Regions from separate parts of the Homo sapiens genome. Here all the other regions are linked to region 1. The links are chromatin contacts, found by Hi-C or POLR2A ChIA-PET in ENCODE. All regions are on one chromosome and are shown on one strand. The core of a region is the stretch at or near the end of the contact, and the rest is flanking DNA. Distances in the headings are between cores, read along the strand shown.

Evidence for each region. Hi-C counts contacts between places; a loop is a spot of excess contacts on that map. ChIA-PET counts read pairs that join two places held with the same protein, here RNA polymerase II (POLR2A). Pooled maps may share reads with other maps.
Region 2: a pooled map shows a loop between it and region 1 (4-fold over the local background). The contact joins two enhancer-like sites. A Hi-C loop is called at or near these places in 3 of 50 pooled maps. POLR2A ChIA-PET finds 5 or more read pairs at or near these places in 3 of 52 experiments (GM10248, OCI-LY7 and activated CD4-positive, alpha-beta T cell).
Region 3: a loop to region 1 is called in a map of GM11168, with 2.7 times the contacts of the local background. The contact joins the promoter of ANAPC5 here to the enhancer-like site in region 1. A Hi-C loop is called at or near these places in 2 of 168 maps with a recorded cell type or tissue (GM11168 and dorsolateral prefrontal cortex), 4 of 37 single-sample maps with no recorded cell type and 13 of 50 pooled maps. POLR2A ChIA-PET finds 5 or more read pairs at or near these places in 3 of 52 experiments (Caco-2, HepG2 and activated CD4-positive, alpha-beta memory T cell).

The regions. Positions count from the first base shown.
Region 1 is chr12:121,635,684-121,640,183 of GRCh38, forward strand. It overlaps the pseudogene ORAI1. Among named protein-coding and RNA genes, the nearest start is that of MORN3, 32 kb to the right of the region's middle. RefSeq lists enhancers at 2,020-2,089, 2,150-2,239, 2,764-3,281, 3,282-3,799. Within about 2 kb of position 1,993, at least 16 of the 41 ENCODE cell types and tissues checked have a DNase peak (open chromatin) inside an H3K27ac peak, as active enhancers do; they include OCI-LY7, where a contact is called at or near this core.
Region 2 is chr12:121,989,573-121,994,072 of GRCh38, forward strand. All of the region lies in intron 19 of CFAP251 (cilia and flagella associated protein 251), which reads left to right. Among named protein-coding and RNA genes, the nearest start is that of BCL7A, 30 kb to the right of the region's middle. RefSeq lists enhancers at 1,463-1,512, 2,595-2,694. Within about 2 kb of position 2,664, at least 13 of the 41 ENCODE cell types and tissues checked have a DNase peak (open chromatin) inside an H3K27ac peak, as active enhancers do; they include OCI-LY7, where a contact is called at or near this core.
Region 3 is chr12:121,350,000-121,354,499 of GRCh38, forward strand. ANAPC5 (anaphase promoting complex subunit 5) reads right to left here and starts at 2,412. Exons shown (of 17, transcript NM_016237.5): 1 at 2,135-2,412. The coding sequence starts at 2,341. RefSeq lists enhancers at 1,487-2,162, 2,155-2,414, 2,839-3,514, 3,515-4,188.

The DNA.
Region 1 (4,500 bases), core at 743-3,242:
AGCGCACTCCAGCCTGGGTGACAGAGTGAGACTCCATCTCAAAAAACAAAAAGTAGCTGGGGCTACAGTCATGCCCACTATATCCAGCTAATTTTTTTTTCTTTGTGTGTGTGTGTGTGTCTGTGTGTGTGTGTGAGATAGGGTCTCACTTTGTTGCCCAGGCTGGGGTGCAGTAGCGCAATCACGGCTCATTGTAGCCTCAACCTCCTGGGCTCAAGGGATTCTCTCACCTCAGCCTTCTGAGTAGCTAGGACTACAGGTATACTCACTACACCCAGCTAATTTTTTGATTTTGTAGAGATGAGGTCTCACTGTGTTGCCCAGGGAGATCTCGAATTCCTGGACTCAAGTGATCCTCCTACATCAGCTCCCTAAATTGCTGGATTACAGGTGTGTGCCTGCTTTATGTGTTTTTCTTTCTTTCTTTCTTTCTTTTTTTTTTTTTTTTTTTTTTTAGACAGAGTTTCGCTCTTGTTGCCCTGGCTGGAGTGCAATGGCGCGATCTTGGTTCACTGCAACCTCCACCTCCTGGGTTCAAGCGATTCTCCTGCCTCAGCCTCCTGAGCAGCTGGGACTATAGGCACGCATTACCACGCCCAGCTAATTTTTGTATTTTTAGTAGAGACGGGGTTTCACCATATTGGCCAGGCTGGTCTCGAGCTCTTGACCTCGTGATCCACCCACCTCGGCCTCCCAAAGTGCTGGGATTGCATACGTGAGCCACCGCGCCCGGCCCTGTGTTTTTCTTTTTAACCAAGATTTATTGAGCTGCTGTAGCTGGCCCTATGCTAAACATCTACATATGAAAACTACATTTAATCTCAGCCACCATGTGAGGGAGGTGCTCCTTTGCCCCCTTCATACCCGGGCTGTGGAGCCAAGTGGACTTGGTTTTGAATCCAGCAGCAGAGTAACCCTTTGGACAGCTGACATCACCTTTCTGAGCCTCAGTTTCCTCGTTTGTAAAAGAAGAATAATGGTATTAGTAACTCGTGGGATTCTCTTTTTTTTTTTTTTTTTTGAGACAGACCATGCTCTGTCACCAAGACTGGAGTGTAGTGGCACTATCTTGGCTCACTGCAACCTCTGCCTCCCGGGTTCAAGCGATTCTCCTGCCTCAGCCTCCCAATTAGCTGGGATTACAGGTGCCCACCACCACACCCCAGCTAATTTTTTTTTTTTTTTTGAGATGGAGTCTCACTCTGTTGCCCACACCGGAGTATAGTGGCATGATTTCGGTTCACTGCAACCTCCATGTCCAGGTTCAAGCGATTCTCATGGCTCAGCCTCCCAATTTTCTGGGATTACAGGTGTGTGCCACCACACTCAGCTAATTTTTTTGTATTTTAAGTAGAGGCAGGGTGTCACCATGTTGGCCCGGCTGATCTTGAACTCCTAACCTCAAGTTATCTGCCTGCTTCGGCCTCCCAAAGTGCTGGGATTACAGGCATGAGCCACCACACCTGGCCCACCCCTGACTAATTTTTGTATTTTTAGTAGAGACAGGGTTTCACCATGTTGGCCAGGCTGGTCTTGAACTCCTGGCCTCAAGTGATCCACCCTCCTCAGCTTCCCAGTGTGCTGGGATTACAGGCATGAGCCACTGCCCCTGTCAGCCTCTATTTTATAGGTGTGGAAGCTGTGGCACAGAGAGGTTGAGATCCTTATCCAAGGTCAACAGCTTTGTAAGTGGAGGAGCCAGTTTGCAGCCAGCTGTGTGGTTTGTTCTGTGGTCCTGACTGCATAGAGGGGGAGAGACACTACCTCGGGGGTGGCTGGGGCACAGGCGAGGCACCAAGTAGGGAGCAGAATGGGACTGCAGACCTGTATACAGGCCCCCCATACACACCCCAGCGGCCAGCTCAGGGCCTGAGCCACCTAAAGGCTCCAGACGTTTCCAGTGAGTGGATCAGTAGCAGTGGACCTGGGGCAGCTCAGCAACAGCCGCTGCTGCTTGTCCTGTCTTGGGTTTCAGGTTCCGGGGTGGCAGGCCAGAGCAGGAAGAGGAAGTGCTGGGGGTGGGGAGGTGGCAGGAGACACTGGCTGCTGGAGGGGGCTCCCCTCTTCCAGGTGTGGGCAGGCCTGGGGGCAGAGACAAGGGAGCTGCAGGATGTGGCCCTCCATCTGCCGTGCCCTGGTGACCTACCCCACGTCTTGTGTCCAGCACCCACATGTGCTGAGATACCCTCACCCGCATGGACTCAGAATTCTCAGGGCTGGCTTTCGGCCACCAAAGATCTTAAACACGGTAGAAATCCTGATGGCATTGCCCCAAATTTATATGAGCTTGAAATGTTTTGTAAACGCCTGGACTGAGAAGTACATACTGCCATCCACTGTGGGCATTCTTAGACAAAAGCCTGTGAATCCTGTTGAAATTGTCAGAAAAGTCCTGTGAATAAATGATACTTGGCTGTTTTAAGGAGAGTGTCCACCATCTTCAGATTCTCAGAGATGTCCGACCCCAAGTCAGATCCAGATTGTGACCTTCATCTCGCTGCAGCCCCTTTTTTTATGGGTGTTGAGGAGGGTCTTGGCCAAGGTTACCGGTAAACAGGCAGTTAAGGAGCTGGAACATGGGTTTGCCAGTTTGGCCTGGCGTTCTTTATGCCTGAGTGTGCCCCTCTGGAGGATGTTGTAAAGAGACTGTGGGGTGGGGATGAGGTTCCTAAACTGAGTAATAATGAAGCTCACTTTTATTGAGGGTTTGTTGTGTGCCGGACACTACCTGTTTTACATGGATTGACTCTCTTAATCCTCAGAAGAAGCCTTCGAGGCTTGTCCCATTATTCCCATTTTACAGATGTGAAAACAGAGGCACAGAAAGTTGAAAGCTTGCCAGAGTCATACAGCCCAATCAAGGGCAGGGGAGTCAGGGTTCAAGCCAGGCAGACTGTAAAAGGAGAGCGGTGGGGAAGGAAGGAGTCCACACCCCTACCTAGGGCAGGAGGGGTGAGGACAGGAATTCCCTGCCTGCTGGGGGCCAGGCTAGTGTGCGGCTAATGGAGAAACTTCAACATTAGGCTTGCCGCTCTGAGCCTGCCACATATATAGCAAACACCTTATAAAGAGTCACTGTCCTTGATGGAATGACTGCCATAGGTATCCGCCATCTCCCTACCCCTGTCCCTCCAGCCCTCATGGGTTGACCATGGTTGTGTGCCCACTGCCCGCTGCTCCTGGCCCAGATCTGATAAGCTGGCTCCTTTGCATGGGGGTGACTTGCAAGGCCCAGGTGAGGAGCAGCGGGTGTCTGGCCCGGAGCATGCCCCTGGTGACCTCGGGTCCACAGGTCTCCAGGAACTGGGGGCAGCTGGTGTGTCAGCCCTGGGGCTGGGGAGGAGACAGCCCCAGGGTGTACTGGCCACCCAGCCTGCACCAGGGCTGGGCCCGTCGCTTCTGGGAAGCCTGCTCTGTATGTCAGGTCGTGCGCTGTGTTCTCAGAAGGGCCTGAGTGTGCCCTGGGAGGGCAGCCACCACCCCTCTGCATGTCCCCAGAGCAGGGCATGAAGGAGAAGCCTCTGCTTGGGTGTGAGGATGTGGGGCCAGCAGGCATGATGGCTGGCGATTGCTTTTTTTAATGCTTTTATTTTAACCATAGTAAAATACGCATAACAAAATTTACCATTTTGACCACTGATGGTGGTGGTTGGTACTAATTTTAATTTTATTATTATTATTATTATTATTATTATTATTATTATTATTATTATTGAGTTAGAGTCTCACTCTATTGCCCAGGCTGGAGTGCAGTGGCACGATCTCAGCTCACTGCAACCTCCGCCACCCGGGTTCAAGTGATTCTCCTGCCTCAGCCTCCCAAGTAGCTGGGATTACAGGCACGTGCCACCACGCCCAGCTAATTTTTGTATTTTCAGTAGAGATGGGGTTTCACCATGTTGGCCAGGCTGGTCTCCAACTCCTGACCTCAGGTGATCCACCCGCCTCAATTTCCCAAAGTGCTGGGATTACAGGCATGAGCCACTGGGCCCGGCCTGATTTTATTTTTTTTAGAGACAAGGTCTTGCTCTGGTGCCCAGACTGGAGGGCCATGGGGCAGTCATAGCTCACCACCACCTCAAACTCCTGGGCTCCAGCGATCCTTCCCCACCAGACTCCCAAGTAGCTAGAACTACAGGTGTGCACCACCACCCCCCAGCTAATTAAACAAATTTTTTTTATAGAGGTGGGGTTTCTCTGTGTTGCCTGGCTGCTCTCGAACTCCTGGCCTCAAGCAGTCCTCCCACCGCAGCCTCCACAAGTATTGAGATTACAGGCGTGAGCCACTGTGCCTGTCCTGCGGCTGGTTTCTAATACCTGGCTAGGTGGTAATAGCAGTGTTTTGGGAGGTGGTTACCATGTGCCAGCTCTCATTTAATTGTTAAAATAATTCTATGAATTGGCTGGGTGTGGTGGCTCACACATGTAATCCCAACACTTTGGGAGGCTGAGGCAGGCAGGTGGGTCACCTGAGGTTGGGAGTTCGAGACCAGCCTGGCC
Region 2 (4,500 bases), core at 1,414-3,913, 350 kb after region 1:
CCCACTACTCCCTGCCCCGGGTCAGCGAGGAGATGCAGGGGGTGACCAGGGGAGGGTATGAGTGAAGATGATGAGTGGGAACAAGACACTGTGCCCCATTAGTTGAGAATGTTCTAGAGGGTATTGTGCGTTGGGAAGAGGGCGTGGGGAAGAGGGTGAGTGCTCCCAGTCCTACTGGTCCATGAAACCATTAGAAAAGCAAACCTGCCCCCACCAGGAGCCTGCTTATAAAAACAAGGAATGGCCCCAGTTCAAATATATCGTGTTCCTCTCCATTTAATAGGGAGGTTGTAAAACTTAATTATAGAACATAATTCTAAGGACATCAATGGCTTCCTGAGGCTGACAGCAGGGATCACAGACCCAAAGGCCTGCGTCATCAATGACAGAGGCAGAAATAAGATGCTCTCGGGTGAGGGGACTCCAGCCCACCACCAAGAGGCCACCCTCATGTCTTGGGGCCTGGAGCAGTCGGGGCAACAGAGGCCCAGATGCTGTATGTCTAAATGTTTAAAAGTTACCAATCAAGCAACAAGCTGATAAATAAATATTCCCCCTTGACAGTTCAACCTTCAACATGAGCTGATTCAAAGTTCACACCCGAATGGGCAGCATGCAGGGCCAAGCCAAGCTGGGCCTGCCCCATGTGTCCTCCCAGCTCTGACCCCATCCCTGGCCACTGTGTGCATGGCATTCAGGAGGTGGACCCTTCTCTATACTCTCCAAACAGCAGCCCCGGGGCACCCTTCAGGCCTATGGGTGGGCAACACCAGGGGCACAGGTTGGCCTCAGGAGGGTGAGATCCCCATGGGCCCCGGAAGTGGGCTTAGGTTATGTAGGGGAGAGAAGCCTCGGGTTCAGGTACCCAGAGTGTGGTCTAGAATTGGGTGCATGGGCTCGGGGTGGGCACCTCCTCTGCACCCTCCTCCTCATGCTTGTTTCCCAGCATACAGTGTCTTCCTCTGACCTCCTACTGGCCAAACCCTTCATGGCTCTGCAGTAGGCCCACCTCTTCCAGGAAGCCTTCCCGAAGCCCACCTGGCTGAGAGCTCCTCCAACCTTTGATGATGTTCTCCTGCATCTTGGCACTGAATCTTCTAGAGCCACGGTAGCCAACCTTTTAAAATCAGTTGAGGGCACTTAAAAAAATACATCAGTATTTTTACACCTGATTTTTACACCTGGGCCCCAGCCTTGTGCAACAGAACCTAGGGGTGGAGTCTAAGCATGGACAGTTTTTAAAGCCCCAGGCAGCCAGGGCTGAGGACCTTGGCGATGGAGCCTGTTAGTTCGCTTTCCTTGTGTATATCGTCTCTTGAGCATCTCTTCACATGGCCCAGACCTTAATAGACACTGAATAAATATTTGCTGACCCCAGTGACTAAGATTGAAAACCAGAATGCAGAACTGTTCTAGTAATAATTGAGAGACTTGTATTTCATTGGCTTTGCACTAAACCAAATGCTCAGTAACTACTAGTAAATCGAGTAAAATTAACTAGGGCACTAAATGATTATTCTAAGCTTCTTGTGAGTTTCAAGAGAATTCTTTTTGTGGCCTCACTTGTGTCCACATTATTTACTTCATCATTCATTCATTCATCCATTCATCCATCTATCTATCCATTCAGTAAACATTTCTCTGAGCCTCTATAATGTGCCAGGCTCTGAACTAAGCTGCCGGGGAAATAGAGATGAAAGCTCTGGCTACAGCTTAATGGGGAAAACAGATGTGAGCCCAAAGAATTAGAGCGTGCACCGCAGCTGCCACCCATTATTACTCTCTACTGAAAGTCACAAGCTTGGGGCTGATTCATTTTGGCACCAGTATCACCTCCGTGAACCCCTGTGGTCTAAGAGCAGCAGTATTCAAAGTGTGGTCCCCAGACCAACAGGATTGACTTCACGTGACCTAGGGACTTACAAGAAATGCAAATGGTCAGACCCTATCCCAGACTCAGAAACCCCCCAGGTGGGACCAGCAGTCTGTTTGAACAAGACCTCCCGGTCATTGTGAAGCCTGACATGTCAGCGAGCCTTTGCCTTCCAGCCATGTTTCTCAAGCTTGGCTACGCATTCAAATCATTCGAATGAGAAGCTTCCAAAAATTTGGTCCCCAGACCAATTAAATCAGGATCTCAGCTGGTTGTGGTGGCTCATTCCTGTAATCCCAGCAATTTGGGAGGCCGAGGCAGGCAGATCACTTGAAGTCAAGAGTTTGAGACCAGCCTGGCCAACAGTAGGAACCCTGTTGCTACTAAAAATACAAAAATTAGCCAGCTGTGGTGGCGCGCGCCTGTAGTCCCAGCTACTTGGGAGGCTGAGGCAGGAGAATTGGTTGGACTCAGGAGGTGGAGGTTGCTGTGATCCGAGATCACGCCACTGGACTCCTGCCTGGGCGACAGAGTGAGACTATCATCTAAAAAAAAAAATCAGGTTCTCAGGGAATAGGATCTGGGCCTCAGAACTGTTTAAGCTCTCCAGGTGAATGGAATAAAGCCCCGCCTTAGCAGGCGTGAGAATGCCAATCAAAGGCCAGGCTGACTGACAACCACCAGTGCGTCTGGGCCGCTCAGCTAGGACTCCTGCTTCTCTCAAGCCATCTTCACACGGGGGCGTTCAGAACAAGCTCTGCGTTCTATTTCCAGCTCCGAGGTTCCTCTCCCAAGCATGAACTTTGTTCAGACAAGTAGCAGAACCTGCCTTTTCAACGAACACTTGCGAAGTCGGCTCAGGAAGGAAATGTCAGTGATGCCGAAGCTGCCAACTCCGTGCTTGTTGAGTAGTGATTCTTGATCAGTCATACGGGAAGAGAGAGTAAGAGGTGAATCACATGCTGAGTGGTTTGTGCTGTGAATGTTTGCTGAGCTCTTTGGAACTCTCTGGGTATGAGTAACTCAGGCCCTTATGAATTCCTTTTGTCGTCTTAGTCTCCTGTTCTGAACTGAGTTAAATCATATATTACATTGGTAATTTATATATATTTATATATATTATTTCTTTTTTTTTTCTTTTTCAGACAGGGTCTTACTCCTCACTCCTGTTGCCCAGGCTGGAGTGCAGTGGCACAATCACGGCTCAGTGCAGCCTCCACCTCCCGGGCTCAGGTGATCCTCCCATCTCAGCCTCCCAAGTAGCTGGGACTACAGGCACATGCGCCACCACGCCAAGCTAATTTGTTGTCTTTTTTGTAGAGACAGGATTTCACAGCCCAGGCTGTCTCAAGCTCCTAAAACGATCTACCCACTCCAGCCTCCTAAAGTGCTGGGATTACAGGCGTAAGCCACCCCACCCAGCCAAATTATAATTTATCTTATGTTATGATTACATGTATTGTAATTAGCAAGTGCATAGAAAAATATAATCACAAGAGCTCTCCCTCTCCCTCTCCCACTCCCTCTCCCTCTCCGTCTCCCTCTCCCTCTCCCTCTCCCCACGGTCTCCCTCTCATGCGGAGCCGAAGCTGGACTGTACTGCTGCCATCTCGGCTCACTGCAACCTCCCTGCCTGATTCTCCTGCCTCAGCCTGCCGAGTGCCTGCGATTGCAGGCACGCGCCGCCACGCCTGACTGGTTTTGGTGGAGACCGGGTTTCGCTGTGTTGGCCGGGCCGGTCTCCAGCCCCTAACCGCGAGTGATCCGCCAACCTCGGCCTCCCGAGGTGCCGGGATTGCAGACGGAGTCTCGTTCACTCAGTGCTCAATGGTGCCCAGGCTGGAGTGCAGTGGCGTGATCTCGGCTCACTACAACCTACACCTCCCAGCCGCCTGCCTTGGCCTCCCAAAGTGCCGAGATTGCAGCCTCTGCCCGGCCGCCACCCCGTCTGGGAAGTGAGGAGTGTCTCTGCCTGGCCGCCCATCGTCGGGGATGTGAGGAGCCCCTCTGCCTGGCTGCCCAGTCTGGAAAGTGAGGAGCGTCTCCACCCGGCCGCCATCCCATCTAGGAAGTGAGGAGCGCCTCTTCCCAGCCGCCATCACATCTAGGAAGTGAGGAGCGTCTCTGCCCGGCCGCCCATCGTCTGAGATGTGGGGAGCGCCTCTGCCCCGCCGCCCCATCTGGGATGTGAGGAGTGCCTCTGCCCGGCCGAGACCCCGTCTGGGAGGTGAGGAGCGTCTCTGCCCGGCCGCCCCGTCTGAGAAGTGAGGAGACCCTCTGCCTGGCAACCACCCCGTCTGAGAAGTGAGGAGCCCCTCTGCCCGGCCAGCACCCCGTCCGGGAGGGAGGTGGGGGGGTCAGCCCCCCGCCCGGCCAGCCGCCCCGTCCGGGAGGGAGGTGGGGGGGGTCAGCCCCCCCGCCCGGCCAGCCGCCCCGTCCGGGAGGTGAGGGGCGCCTCTGCCCGGCCGCCCCTACTGGGAAGTGAGGAGCCCCTCTGCCCGGCCAGCACCCCGTCCGGGAGGGAGGTGGGGGGGTCAGCCCCCCGCCCGGCCAGCCGCCCCGTCCGGGAGGGAGGTGGGGGGGGGGTCAGCCCCCCCGCCTGGCCAGCCGCCCCATCCGGGAGGTGA
Region 3 (4,500 bases), core at 1,162-3,661, 290 kb before region 1:
CCCGGCCTTTTATTTACCAAAATTTTAGTATTATAACTTTAATAATGGAGGGAAATGCATTTATAGTAATAGCAGACGTGGCTAGCCCTGGGAGCCACAAGTTATAAAGACATCCCTTTTATTTAACTGGGTAGGTCTCTTGACCATGGTGTCCTCAGTTCTCCCCTCTTCCCATGCCCCTCACCCACAAATACAAGTGATAAATTTTTTAAAAAAGCCTTTATAAACTATACTAAGGAATATAAATGCAACTCTAGACACTAATTTTATTAGGTTTATCTTTTAAGATCCCATAATATAGAGGCCCAGGGACCCAGATCTGTTTCTGCCATCACTGTTACTCAACAGACAATGCTTATCCATCAAGGCACAGCTTCACACTTTCTGTAAGAAATCCTCGGGCCGGGCGCGGTGGCTCATGCCTGTAATCCCAGCACTTTGGGAGGCCGAGGCGGACAGATCACGAGGTCTGGAGATCGAGACCATCCCGGCTAACACGGTGAAACCCCGTCTCTACTAAAAATACAAAAAATTAGCCGGGCGTGGTGGCGGGAGCCTATAGTCCCAGCTACTCCGGAGGCTGAGGCAGGAGAATGGCGTGAACCCGGGAGGCGGAGCCTGCAGTGAGCCGTGATCGTGCCACTGCACTCTGGCCTGAGCGACGGAGCGAGACTCCGTCTCAAAAAAAAAAAAAAAATCCTCTCCATGAGTGCACTCATCCACCTCTATCGCATTTCATTCATTTTACAAAAAACTACTCAGGCATTCTAGGAGGCTTTGGGGATGTACCAGTAAACAAAAACAGGACTAAGTACTGAGCTGGTGGAGGTTACCGTCTAATGGGAGAGAAGGCCATCACTCACGTAACCATGAATATAAATGGAAAAACCACAACTGATATAGGGGAAGGTATATGCCATATGTGAACACACTAAAATGAAAATTCTAGTAATATTGAGCATTTACTACATGCTAGTAACAGTTTCTACTATTGTTCCCATTTTACAGAGAGAAAACTGAGACCCAAATGAATTAAGGAACTTAATTATCTGAGCTAAACCTGTGTCTGCAAAATGAAATAACACATGACGGCCGGGCGCAGTGGCTCACTCCTGTAATCCCAATACTCTGGGAGACCAGACGGGAGGATTGCTTGAGTCCAGGAGTTCCCGGCCAGCCTGGGTAACATGGCAAAATCCCGTCTCTACAAAAAATGCAAAAAAATTAGCTGGGCGTAGTGACCCGCGCCTGTACTCCCAGCTACTTGGGAGGCTGAGGTGGGAGGATCACCTGAGCCTGAGAGGTCGAGGCTGCAGTGAGCCGCGATCACACTACTGCACTCCAGCCTGGGCGACAAAGCGAGACCCTGTCTCAAAAAAATAATAATAATTTAAAACAAATTTTAAGTAAAGTGCTTAGCACACAGTTAAGTATTCAATCAGTGCTCGTCCTTGGCTTTATGCCTTTTTTTTTTTTGAAACGGAGTCTTGCACTGTCGCCCAAGCTGGAGTGCAGTGGCGCGATCTCGGCTCACTGCAACCTCCGCTTCCCAGGTTCTAGCGATTCTCCTGCCTCAGCCTCCCGAGTAGCTGAAATTACAGGTGCCCGCCACCACGTCCAGCTAATTTTTTGTGTTTTTAGTAGAGACGGGGTTTCACTACGTTGGTCAGGCTGGTCTCGAACTCCTGACCTCGTGATCCACCCGCCTTACCCTCCCAAAGTGCGGAGATTATAGGCGTGAGCCACTGCGCCCGGCCCGGTTTTATGGCATTTTTACTGTTTATTACGGTCCTCTAGGATAGGGAGCCTGTATGACTTATCCCTGTGTCTCCAACGCTCTATTGTATAGCCCCATTTTAAAGAAGATACAGGATCTGAGACTCTAACTCTCAGCTAATAAATACTGGAGCCAGACATGAACTTGCAAAAAAAAAAAATGCATGTAAAGCGCCTGGCCCACCGTAAACGCTCAGTACGTGTTAGCTACCGGTAGTAGCTATCTTTATTTCTTCACGTTCCTCCAGGCAGGGAGAGTATCTGATGGACACGAGTGTCCCCAAGCCCAGGGTTCCGCACAGAGCAGATGCTCAGTAAAAGTTTGCTGCACGAGCAGGAGCCAGCGGGCGCCTCTCACCTGCAGCAGGGGCAGGAGCAGCTGGTTGAGCCTCCGCCGCTCCATGAGGCTGACGGCGCCCTCGCCTGTGCGGCTCATCTCGTTCAGCAGCACCAGCACCGCGATCTTGTACGGCGTCACCCAGTCCTTGATGCCGAACACATTGGCGTGCACAACCCCATTGGTCATCATGGGATTGAAGTAGAGGCTCTCGTGGACGCTGGCCATGGCGGCCCGAGACTAAGTCTCGGGCCCGCGGCGCGCTGCCGCCAGTTGTCACCACAAGGCACAACACTACCGGGTCTACATCTCCGCCCGCCCTCACAATATCCCAGGAAACAGACATCCGCGTGCTCGCGGCATTTGTTAACCAATCAGAGCAGTCTGTCAGAGCACATGGGAGAGCGACAGCCAGTCAGAATGTACAAGAGTGCGGGGAGGGGTGCACCAAAAGACTGACTCCCTACAGAAACTTTTGCCGAGTGGGAGCAGGTTCCCAGGCTACGTGGACAGGGACCGGATGGGAGGGGAAGTCGATGCTTGGGGTCGGGGCTGAAGGGACTGAGGAGCTCCCAAAGTGGTTTTTTTGTTGTTGGTTGTTGTTGTTGGTGGTGGTGGTGGTGGTTGTCGTTGTTGTTGTTTGAGACGATATCTCGCTATGTTACCAAGACTGGAGGGCAGTGGTTATTCGTAGACGCCCTCAAAGAGCACTGCACCCTCCCAAATCCTGGGCTCGAGCGATCCTCCCGCCTTCCCGAGAAGCTGGGACTACAGGCAGCGCGCCTGGCTTGTTCATGTAATTTGAAAATAGTTCAAATAGAATGTTTAAATGATTGTGTTTAAAAGTACCGAAATTAAATTTGCACCCTTAAAGTATGTATTTATTATGTTACTTTTAAACTCAAATGTTTAGGAGTTTAACTCTGTCTTTTTAAAGATAGGAACATGAGATTTTTCTTCAGCGTTTCACAAATGCCATTTGCAGACAGCCAGATCAGGTTGCCAGTGGTCGTGTATCCTTACGTGAAATAGAACATTAGCAACATCACCTCCATGTGCTGAGTCAGTTTCCTACCTAATAAACTACAAAATCTATACTCTGCATTTCAAAGCCCTCCAAAAGCAATCCCCAGCCAACATTTTGAACCTGATTTTTCACAATTCCCCTTCCGTTCATCTGTACCTCTCCCAAGACACTTAGTTCTCTATACCCTGAATTATTATTAATGATCTGGTATCCCTATTAGTCTTTATGTCCCTTGAAAGAAAAACCACATACCATTCAACTTTGGCTATCCACATGCACACACTGTGCCTTGTGCCTTTTGTTTTGTTTTGTTTTGTTTTGAGACGGAGTCTCCTCTGTCGCCCAGGCTGGAGTGCAGTGGCGCGATCTCTGCTCACTGCAAGCTCTACCTCCCTGGTTCACGCCATTCTCCTGCTTCAGCCTACCGAGTAGCTGGGACTACAGGCATCGGCCACCACGCCCGGCTAATTTTTTGTATTTTTAGTAGAGACGGGGTGTCACCGTGTTAGCCAGGATGGTCTCAATCTCCTGACCTCGTGATCCTCCCGCCTCGGCCTCCCAAAGTGCTGGGATTACAGGCGTGAGCCACCGCGCCCGGCCTGCCTTGTGCCCATTTTTATGTTTGTTTAAATTATACTTTCTCTCTCTCTCATTCTGCTACCGAGGCTGGACTGCAGTGGCACGCTCACGGCTCACTGCAACCTCAGCCTCCAGTTAAAGTAGGTAATTAGACATGAGCAGGGCAGGAGACCCCCTCGCCCTCAGGAATGCCAGGCTCAAGCAATCCTCCCACCTCAGCCTCACGAGTAGTTGAGACTACAGGCTTGTGCCACCATGCATGGCTAATTTTTTTTTTTTTTTTTTCCCGATACGGAGTCTTGCTCTGTCGCCCAGTCTGGAGTACAGTCGCTCGATTTCGGCTCACTACAATCTCTACCTCCCGGGTTCAAGCAATTCTCCTGCCTCAGCCTCCCGAGTAGCTGGAACTACAGGCACGCACCACCACGCCCGGCTAATTTTTGTATTGTTTGTAGAGATGGGGTTTCACCATGTTGGCCCGGCTGGTCTTGAACTGGTTGAACTCCTGACCTCAGGTGACCCGCCCATCTCCGCCTCCAAAAGTGCTGGGATTACAGGCCTGAGCCACTGTGCCTGGATGCATGGCTAATTTTTTTATTTTTTGTAGACACGAGGTCTTGCGATGTTGTCCAGGCTGGTCTCGAACTCCTGGACTCAAGTGATCCTCCTGCCTCAGCCTCCCAAATTGCTACGATTAAAGGCATGGGCCACTGCATGCAGCCTCATGCCTGGTTTTTGTTTTCTCAATCGCTATTTGTTTAATGAATAATGAATGAATATG